2 separate regions of the Homo sapiens genome follow, and region 2 is linked to region 1. Evidence: read pairs that join two places in POLR2A ChIA-PET (ENCODE). Cell type or tissue: GM12878. All regions are shown on one strand. Each heading gives the region's core, and the rest is flanking DNA. Links, peaks and the distances in the headings are about the cores only. Region 1 overlaps LOC105369612 (a long non-coding RNA gene). Region 2 overlaps CCND2-AS1 (CCND2 antisense RNA 1).

Evidence for each region. Peaks named below come from ENCODE experiments on the same cell type or tissue, not always from the same donor. Only the 100,000 strongest peaks of a DNase experiment are listed, where the experiment ranks them.
Region 2: POLR2A ChIA-PET joins it to region 1 with 8 read pairs; 12 of 35 experiments call an interaction of 5 or more read pairs at or near these places.

What each region holds. Positions count from the first base shown.
Region 1 is chr12:4,176,542-4,181,927 of GRCh38, forward strand. All of the region lies in intron 1 of LOC105369612 (a long non-coding RNA gene), which reads right to left. Among named protein-coding and RNA genes, the nearest start is that of CCND2, 95 kb to the right of the region's middle. In GM12878, for the core only: no CTCF peak of the experiment used is centred there; no DNase peak of the experiment used is centred there; H3K27ac peaks cover 406 bases.
Region 2 is chr12:4,256,602-4,261,987 of GRCh38, forward strand. All of the region lies in intron 1 of CCND2-AS1 (CCND2 antisense RNA 1), which reads right to left. Among named protein-coding and RNA genes, the nearest start is that of CCND2, 14 kb to the right of the region's middle. In GM12878, for the core only: no CTCF peak of the experiment used is centred there; no DNase peak of the experiment used is centred there; H3K27ac peaks cover 410 bases.

The DNA of each region.
Region 1 (5,386 bases), core at 78-5,077:
ATTATGAAGTAGCATTAATATGAATTATAATCAGCTGTGATGAAACAAACCATAAGGAAAGTTTTGATGTACTTCTATAGAAACAACGCCAAGATACATTGTTACACACAAAAAATTGCTGTGCAGAAGAGTGTGTATTCTATCTTCCTGTTTTCACATTAAAATTTCATCTGGAAAGATATAAAAGACTAATAACAGTGGTTTTCTATTTGGAGTAGAAGGGAATTTGTGAGAATAAATGGGAGGGGAACCTTTCACATTATACATTTTAATGCTTTCTGATATTTGTGTTCATTAGCTCTAGTTCTTTTTTTTTTTTTTTTGAGATGTAGTGGTGTGATCTCAGTTCACTGCAACCTCTGCCTCCCAGGTTCAAGTGATTCTCGTGCCTCAACCGCCAGAGTAGCTGGGACGACAGCTGTATGCCACCATGCCTGATCAATTTTTTTGTATTTTTAGTGGAGATGGGGTTTTGCCATGTTTGCCAGGCTGATCTCGAACTCCTGAGCTCAGGTGATCTGCCCGCTTTGGCCTCCCAAAGTGCTAGGATTACAGGCATGAGCCACCACGCTTGGCTTTATGCATTAGCTCTTAAATAAACAACACTAAAGAAATACCAAGTGTGTGGACAGACAGAAAATATCTTTGGGATGGAAGATTTGATATGCATATTTAGTATGATTCCAATAAAATCTCCAGAGATTTCCACCTTCTGGCCATGATGGAATGCATGGAAGCAAATTTGCCCCATCTCTATAAGCAACTAGAAAGCTAGATTAAATGTATGGAACAAGTTTTCACATATTAAACAACAGGTAGTGCAAGACTTTCATCCTTGAGAGAAAGAAAATAATGAGGTAAGCCCTGCAATTTCCCTGGTTTCTATCTGAACCACAGCACAAAGAAGAGGAACAGGGTTTGGGGAGGTTGAGGTGGCTGGAGTTTGTGGGGCAGAATATTGATAAGAGGAAGTTCTGTAGAGAAAGAACTCCAATATCTACATAGCGATTCCTTTGAGTCTTTGGTTGAATACTAAGCTGTACATGTATAGAATAAAACTTCATGAGACCAGATAAAGAAAACCACCAGGAAAGAATGACTACTGGACACTGGGAGCCGATAAGTCTCAGTGCCCATTCAGAGCTGGGAGACATTAAGCCTCCACCAATAAGGGTAAAGAAATCTCATTTAGGGCCAGGCGTAGTGGCTCACACGTGTAATCCCAGCCCTTTGGGAGGCTGAGGCGGGTGGATCACCTGAGGCCAGGAGTTCGAGACCAGCCTGACGAATATGGCGAAATCCCATCTCTACTAGAAATACAAAAATTAGCTGGGTGTGGTGGCGTGTGCCTGGAGTCCCAAGTCCCAGCTACTCGGGAGGCTGAAACAGGAGAATTGCTTGAACCTGGGAGGCGCAGGTTGCAGTGAGCCGAGATCATGCCACCACACTCCAGCCCAGGCAACAGAGTGAGACTCTGTCTCAAAAAAATAAAAAGTATAAAAATATAAAAAAAAGAAACCTCATTTAAGGCCAGGCATGGTGGCCCACGCCTGTAATCTCAGCACTTTGGAAGGTCGAGGCGGGCAGATCACCTGAGGTCAGGAGTTCGAGACCAGCCTGGCCAACATGGTGAATCCCCATCTCTACTAACAATAGGAAAATTAGCTGGGTGGGGTGGTGCATGCCTGTAATCCCAGCTACTCGGGAGGCTGAGGCAGGAGAATCACTTGAACCCTGGAGGCAGAGGTTGCAGTGAGCCAAGATTATGCCACTGCACTCTAGCCTGGGCAACAGAGCCAGACTCAGTCTCAAAAAAAAGAAAAAAAAAGAAAGAAACCTCATTTAATACCCGAGATTTTAATCCCCAGCAGGGTCATGTTTTAGTAGTAGGGTTAAATTCATCCTAGTGAAAAGCTTACTTCAGATTTACCTTAACAAAGCTTAAAAACAAGTCCAGAAAGGATCAAGCTGATCCACAAATAACTAAACTGTCTGACAAAACTAACTGAAACACTCTTAAAGGAGGACTACACAATCCAGCACTCAACGACTTTGTCATCACGACGTACCCATTCAATCCAATTCTACTAGACATGTCAAGAAGCAAGAAAATATGACTCATAGCCAGGAAAAAAATTAGTCAGTAGAAGGAGATCCAGGAACAGCAGATACGATGAGATTAGCCATTGAGGCCATCACAGCATCTGTTTTAAATATCAAATTTAAAGGAAAAGATAAATAGAATGAATAAAGAAATGGAAGATGTAAAAATGAACTAAGTAACTTGTATAGCTTAGAGCTTAGAAATACAATATCTGAAAATAAAAATTCACTGGAGAGACTAAATGCAGATTAAGCACAGCAAAAACAAAACCAAAAACCAAAAACCAAAAACAACCCTCAGTGAAGATCAGTGTAAAGATTTTAAAACACTGGCAAAAAAGGAGCAGATCCTCAGTGACCACCACCATCACCATATCAAAAAGCCCAACACTACAGTTTCAGAAAGGGGATGAGAGGCTGAAAGTATGTGAAGAAATAATAGTCAAAAATGTTCCAAATTTGATGGAAAGTATGAACTCACAGATCCATGAATCTCAGCAAACTCCAAGCTAAACAAAAACAAACACACACACACACAACAACAACAACAACAAATAAAACCACGCAGGGCACATTATAATTAAATTGCTAAAAATCAGTGAAGAGGAGAAAATATTCAAAACAACTAGAGAGTGGGGTTGGGGTGAAAGGAGAGGGATCACTTATTGTCAGAAATAGTACAGGTCGGAAGACAACAGAACTACATATTAATATTTAGAGTGCAATTTAGATGAAGAAGAAGGAGGGGAGGGGGAGGAGAAAAATTAGTAAAATCCACATTGTATTTAGAAATTTCAAAACTACTTCAGTAATCAATACAACAAACAGGAAATCAGCAAGACAATATAAGAACTGAGCAACCTATGAACTCACTTACCCTAATTGATATTTATAGAACACTCTACTAAATCTAAAATAAACATTCTTTTCAAATGCACATGGAACATTCACCAAGACAGATCATATTCTAGGCCATAAAGAAACACTATTAAGCTTTAAAAAAAAATGTAGATCTTGTATACTCCTGAGCTCAGGTGATCTGCCCACCTTGGATATTCTCTGTTCACAACAGAATTAAAATAGAAATCGATAACAGAAAGATATCTGAAAAAAAATTTTCTTTTTTTTATTTTTATTTTTTTCTTTTATTATTATACTTCAAGTTTTAGGGTACATGTGCACATTGTGCAGGTTAGTTACATATGTATACATGTGCCACACTGGTGCGCTGCACCCACTAACTTGTCATCTAGCATTAGGTATATCTCCCAATGCTATCCCTCCCCCCTCCCCCCACCCCACAACAGTCCCCAGAGTGTGATGTTCCCCTTCCTGTGTCCATGTGATCTCATTGTTCAATTCCCACCTATGAGTGAGAATATGTGGTGTTTGGTTTTTTGTTCTTGTGATAGTTTACTGAGAATGATGATTTCCAATTTCATCCATGTCCCTACAAAGGACATGAACTCATCCTTTTTTATGGCTGCATAGTATTCCATGGTGTATATGTGCCACATTTTCTTAATCCAGTCTATCATTGTTGGACATTTGGGTTGGTTCCAAGTCTTTGCTATTGTGAATAGTGCCGCAATAAACATACATGTGCATGTGTCTTTATAGCAGCATGATTTATAGTCCTTTGGGTATATACCCAGTAATGGGATGGCTGGGTCAAATGGTATTTCTAGTTCTAGATCCCTGAGGAATCGCCACATTGACTTCCACAATGGTTGAACTAGTTTACAGTCCCACCAACAGTGTAAAAGTGTTCCTATTTCTTCACATCCTCTCCAGCACTTGTTGTTTCCTGACTTTTTAATGATTGCCATTCTAACTGGTGTGAGATGGTATCTCATTGTGGTTTTGATTTGCATTTCTCTGATGGCCAGTGATGGTGAGCATTTTTTCATGTGTTTTTTGGCTGCATAAATGTCTTCTTTTGAGAAGTGTCTGTTCATGTCCTTTGCCCACTTTTTGATGGGGTTGTTTGTTTTTTTCTTGTAAATTTGTTGGAGTTCATTGTAGATTCTGGATATTAGCCCTTTGTCAGATGAGTAGGTTGCACAAATTTTCTCCCATTTTGTAGGTTGCCTGTTCACTCTGATGGTAGTTTCTTTTGCTGTGCAGAAGATCTTTAGTTTAATTAGATCCCATTTGTCAATTTTGTCTTTTGTTGAAAAATTTTAAATAGTTGGAAATTAAGCAATATATTTCTAAATAATATATGGATCAAAGGAGATCTCAAGGAAAACTAGAAAATAGTTTGGACTAAATAAAATAAAATACGACATATCCAAATTTGTAGGATGTAGTTAAAGCAGTGCTCAGAAGGAAATGTATAGCATTTAAATGCTTGTGTTAACAAGAAGAAGATAATAAACTCAACGAAAATCAGTATAATTAAAAACAAAAAAGAAAGCCAATAAAACCAAAAATGCATACTTTGAAGGGATCAATAAAATGGATAAACCTCAAGTCATACTGAAAAAGAAATATGAGAGAAGACATAAATTACCAGTATTGGGGAGGAAAAAGGAATTATGTCACCACAACTCTGAAGATACTAAAAGAATAATAAAGGAATGCTTCAAACAAACCTATGCCCATAGATTCTACAGTTTAAAAGAAATGACATACTTCTTGAAAGCCACAAACTACCAAAACTCACCCAAAAGAAACAGATTCCTTGAATAGCCCTGTACTTATTTATTTATCTATTTAAGACGGAGTCTAGCGCTGTTGCCCAGGCTGGAGTGTAGTGGCACGATCTTGGCTAAATGCAATCTCTACCTCCCAGGTTCAAGTGATTCTCCTGCCTCAGCCTCCCGAGTAGCTAAGATTACAGGCTCCCGCCCCCACGCCTGGCTAATTTTTTTGTATTTTTAGTACAGACGGGGTTTCACTATGCTGGTCAGGCTGGTCTCGAACTCCTGACCTCGTAATCTGCCCGCCTTGGCCTCCCAAAGTGCTGGGATTACAGGCATGAGCCACCGTGCCCGGCCTGAATAGCCCTATATTTATTAAAGAAAGTGAATTTGTTTTTTTGTTTTTGTTTTGAGACGGAGTCTCGCTCTGTCGCCCAGGCTGGAGTGCAATGGCGCGATCTTGGCTCACTGCAAGCTCCACCTCCCGGGTTCACGCCATTCTCCTGCCTCAGCCTCCAGAGTAGCTGGGACAGGCGCTCGCCACCATGCCCGGCTAATTTTTTGTATTTTTAGTAGAGACGGGGTTTCACCGTGGTCTCCATCTCCTGACCTCGTGATCCGCCCGCCTCAGCCTCCCA
Region 2 (5,386 bases), core at 76-5,075, 80 kb after region 1:
CCAAGGTGATGGCTGATGTGCAGTGCAAACATCACTCTCTGGGTAAATTGGGAGGGAGGAGCACTTGGCCTGGTGTGATGATGACAGGTTAGGGCTTGAGCTAGGTCTTAAGCAAGGGTGGGAAAGTAAGATCAAGTGAACTTTCAGAGATGGGAATCATGTAGCAGAAATAACAAACACAGTGGGATCAGACAGACTGTCAAGTTTGCTGCTAATAGCTGAGTGAACTTCATCAAATTATTCACTTCTCTGAGCTCATAAGTGAAATAAGAAGCCATGAGAGTGAATCAAAGGCCCACGGGAAAATCTAAAGTGAGAAGTAGGCTGAGAATAGGATCCTGGAAACCCTGAACAGGACCAGTAAAAGTCAAGCCAAGTCCTATGGGAAAATAGAAAGTCCCTTGGAAGGGTACACATACAAAGGATTCGCTATAGTGACAAATCTAGAGAAAGTATTCTAATCTTCCTTACAATTTCCTGCCAGCCCAGGAAACAAGAAAGAGGAAGATAAAGATGAAGCCTCAGGCATTATAAGACTATACTAATAAAGATAGCTTTTTACAATCATCCAATTCCGGAGCTGGATAGGACAACAGACAACCTGCTTATTGTATAGATAAGAAAGGAGACACATTTTGAACACTTATATGAAGAGGCATATAGGCAAAGTGCCTGGCACAGTGCCTCATAAACAGTAGGTACTCAATAGTGTAAAATATTATTGGTGAATAATAGTTATTATTTTCATAAGGGACTTATCCAAGGCCTCGAAAGTTGATTAGTGACCAAAAAAGATAAGAATCCATGTCTTTTAATGTCTAGTGCAGTTTCTTCATCACTCTGAGCTTTTTTCTCTGATGAAAGGTGCCAGATGCCACTGAAAGAAGGGAGAAGAAATAGCAACCTAAAGTAGGAAAAACTATCAAAGAAGGAAAATGTTGGAATAAACACTGAACAAGTAGTTTGAAAACCAAGATTATGAATCTTGGTCTGCCATTAACTGGCTCAATGACTTAACCAGCTCAGGCCCCAGTTTACTCATCTATAAAAGTAGAGATTTGAATAAGATCATCTTGGTTTCCTTCCAACTCTGAAATTCTATGAAAGTAGGTTCCTCTCTTAACATTGCAGTAGCCTTCTTTATAAAAGATATAAATACATTCTAGGAAAAAAATGTATAGGGACAAGGCCACATAAAAAACTGAAAGTAAGAAAAGGCATGAGAGTTGGCTTCAAATATCTGGAAAAGCTTCTAGTCATATATGTGTCAGGTATATGTTGTGTGAGGCTCCAGATAACAGGAATAAGATCCAGGAGTAAAAGCAACACAGAGGCAAGTTTCTGTCCAATACAGAACAGATTTTTTTCCGTGTATTTTGGAGCTCTGCTATTAGGTGCATATATGTTCATAATTGTTAGGTCTTCAGATGGACTGACCCTTTTATCATTATAAAACATTCTTTTTATCTCTAGTAACAATTTGTGTCTTAAAGTCTATTTTGTCTGGTATTTGCGTGGCAACTCCAGCTCTCTTTTGGTTATTATTTTCATAGTATGTATTTTTTCCATCTTTAAACTTATTTGCTTTTTAAAGTATGTCTCTTACAGACAGCATATAGTTGGATCATATTTTCTTTTATCTATTTTCTCCCTTTTGATTAGAGTGTTTAGTCCATTTACATTTAATGTAAGTATCTATCAGGTAGAATTTATGTTTGCCATTCTGCTATTTGTTTTCTATATACATTATGTCTTTTTTGTTGTTCTGTTCCTCTGTTACTGTCTTCTTTTGTGTTAAATGTCTATTATCTAGTGTGACATGTAGATTCTTTTTCATTTCCTATATTTTCAAAATTATTTTCTTACTGGGTGCTCTGGGGATGACAATTAACACTTAAATTTTAAACAATCTAGTTTGGATTAACACCAACTTAATTTCAGCACTATATAAAAACTTGACTCCAAGCTTAGCTCCCTCCCCTCTCCTGTGTTATTATTGTCATAAAATTACACCTGTATATAAGTCCATCAACACATTTAAAATTATTGCTTTATGTAGTTAGTTGTCTTTTAATCAGATAGAGAAAAACAATTACAAAAAAAAGAAAACTTACATTCATATTGCCTTATATATTTACCTGTGTTGTTGCATTTAGCAGTGCTTTTTATGTATTTATATGGATTTGAGTCACTGTCTAGCATCCTTTCATTTAAGCCATAAGAACACCCTTTAGTATTTCTTGTAGGAAGGGTCTACCAGCAATGCAATCTCTGTTGTTTTTAAAAAAAATCTGGAAATGTCTTAATTGTGCCTTCATTTTTGAAGAATAATTTTGCCAGATATAGAATTATTGGTTGACTGTATTTTTCTTTCAGTGCTTTGAACATGATAGCCCACTACCTTCTGGCTTCCATGGTTTCTGATGAGAAGTCAACTGTTTAACTCATTGAAGATTCCTTGTATGTGATGAGTTGCTTTTTGTCTTGCTGTTTTCAAGTTTCTCTCTTTCTTTTGAAAGTTTGACTATGTTGTGTCTAGGCGTGACTCTCTTTGAGTTTAATCTACTTAGAGTTTGATGAGCTTTTTGTATGTGTAATGTTTTAAATAAATTTGGGATTTTTCAGCCATCATTTCTTTAAATATTCTTTCTGCACTTTTTTTCTCTCCTCCTTCTGACACTCCAATTATGTGTATGTTGGTAGGCTTGATGGTGCCCCACAGGTCTCTAAGACTCTGTTCATTTTTCTTCATTATTCTTTTTTCTCTGTTTCTCAGACTGGATGATCTCAATTAACACAGCTTCAAGTTAGGTGATTCTTTCTTCTGCTAGTTCAAATCTGCTATTGAGCCCCTGCCTAGTGATTTTTTTTCTTTTCTTTTCTTTTTTTTTTTGAGACAGAGTCTCACTCTGTAGCCCAGGCTGGAGTACAGTGGTGCAATCTCGGCTCACTGCAACCTCCATCTCCTAGGTTCATGCCATTCTCCTGCCCCAGCCTCCCGAGTATCTGGGACTACAAGTGCATGCTGCCATGCCCAGCTAATTTTCTGTATTTTTAGTAAAGACGTGTTTTCACTGTATTAGCCAGGATGGTCTCGATCTCCTGACCTCGTGATCACCTGCCTCTTCCTCCCAAAGTGCTGGGATTACAGGTGTGAGCCATCGCACCCGGCCGTGAATTTTTTATTTTAGTTATTTTACTATTTGATTTCAGAATTTCTATTTGGTTCTTTTAAAGAATTTCTTCCTCTTTACTGACATTCTCTATTTCTTATATTTTAATTCTTTAGAGATTGTTTCATTTAGTGCCTTGAACATATTTATATTTGTAATAGCTAAAGTCTTTGTCTAGTAAGTGCAACATTTGGGCTGCCTCAGGTACAGTTTCAATTAATTGCTTTTTTCCCCTATGCATAGGCCATATTTTCCTCTTTCTTTGTGTGCCTCATAATTTTTTATTGAAAACCAAACATTTAAAATAATACAAGGTAGCAACTCTGGAAATCAGAATCCCCCAACATCCTGCTGAATTTATTGTTGTTGTTTACTTAGTGATTTTCCTGGACTAATTCTATAAAGTCTGTATATTTGGTCGTGTGCAACCACTAAATTCTCTGTTTGATTTGCTTCCTGGTCAGCTAATGATTAGACAGAGATTTCCTTAAATGCTTTAAACCAATACATTTCCCAGCCTTTGCTGGAGGACTCTGTATCTGTTGGAGCATGCCTTCAACAATCTGGTGGGAAGCTTAAAGTTCTGTCCACTGTCACTTTCTACCTGCACAGAGCCTCCAGGTCAGCTGGTTTGGTGAAAGAGTAGCACCTTCTCAGGTCTTTCTTGGGCATGCACAGAGCCATAGACACACATGTGATTTTCTAGATTGTCAAGAATATGTTAGAGCTTTTCAAAGTCCCTGATGGACAGCACATTCACCTGTTCTTCTTTTTCCTTTTTCTAGTCAGCCTCTTGGTAGCACCAACTGGTATCACCACTTCAGGTAGTTGAAAGATAAGTTCAAAAGTGACTTTGAAAAGGCAGAGAAATTTGAGAAGGTGAGAAAACAGATGCAAACCCACCTAGGGACGCAAAAGTCACAGGTCTGGTGAAAAGCAAGGTACCCGATCCAAAAACCCAAAGTAGGGAGCATCATTAAAGCAAAAGTAAGCAATAAGAAGTATCTAATGTCATTCATAGGGCAGAATTCATTTGTGAAACAATAAGTGAATGAAATATTGTCAGAAAACAGAAAGAATGAAAAAATTGTAACAATACTGCTTAAATGAGAAGAATCCCTGCAAAGTCTTAACTTCCGTAGTTTTAGTAGTGAGGCACGCTAATTTAGTCCCAGCTCTGTCACTAAAAGGCTGTGTGATCCTGGGTGCATGTGAGCTGCTGTCCCTCTCTGATCTGGAGTTTTTTAAGGAAGCAATGTTTCCTAAATCTTAGTTATTTGCATACAACCTTCCTGATTTAAAAAACCTGTATCTACGTATCACTTATTCAAATTAATTTTTTAAAAATCAATTCCCTTTATAAAGTTAAATACCATCATAATATCTGTGAAATTATGAGTTTAAATGTTACTTTTTTCCTAATACTCATTAGAATAAACCTCAAATTACTAAAATGCAAAATGCATGCTCCTCCATATACCTCCTCTGATATGATTTGGCGGTGTCTCCACTCAAATCTTATCTTGAATTCTAATACCCATAATCCCTACGTGTCAAGGGAGGGACCCAGTGGGAGGTGATTGGATCATGGAGGCAGTTTCCTCAATGCTGTTCTCATGATAGTGAGTGAGTTCTCGTGAGATCTGATGGTTTTATAAGTGTCTGGCATTTCCCTTGCTTGCACTTCTCTCTCCTGCTGCCATGGGAAGAAGGTCCTTGATTCCTCTTTGCCTTCCACCATGATTCTAAGTTTCCTGAGGCCCCCTCAGCCACATGGAACTGAGTCAATTAAACCTCTTTTCTTTATAAATTACCTAGTCTCGGATATGTCTTTATAGCAGTGCAAAAATGAACTAATATATCCTTCCTCATTTTGGGAAACATTGGATTGGATGCCTAAGGTTCTTTGCACTTCTGGGATTCTGTGGATGAGTTTTTCCTGTGCCTTCTACTCAAGTTGGAAGGTTACCTCTTAGTACATGTCAGTGAGCATGTAGTAATCTGGAGTTCAGAATAGACTGGTTTGAGATTACAGCATGTTGGCCACAGTCATTGAGTGACTGATCCATGGTGAAGTGAAAAAGTAAAAACCCCCCAGAGCTGAGATCTGGTACAGAAAGTCCCATAGCTTCACACAGTATATGACATACATTAATAATTCCACACACTCCTAGAGGTAAATTGGTTCTGAAAGAACACAACACAATAGACTT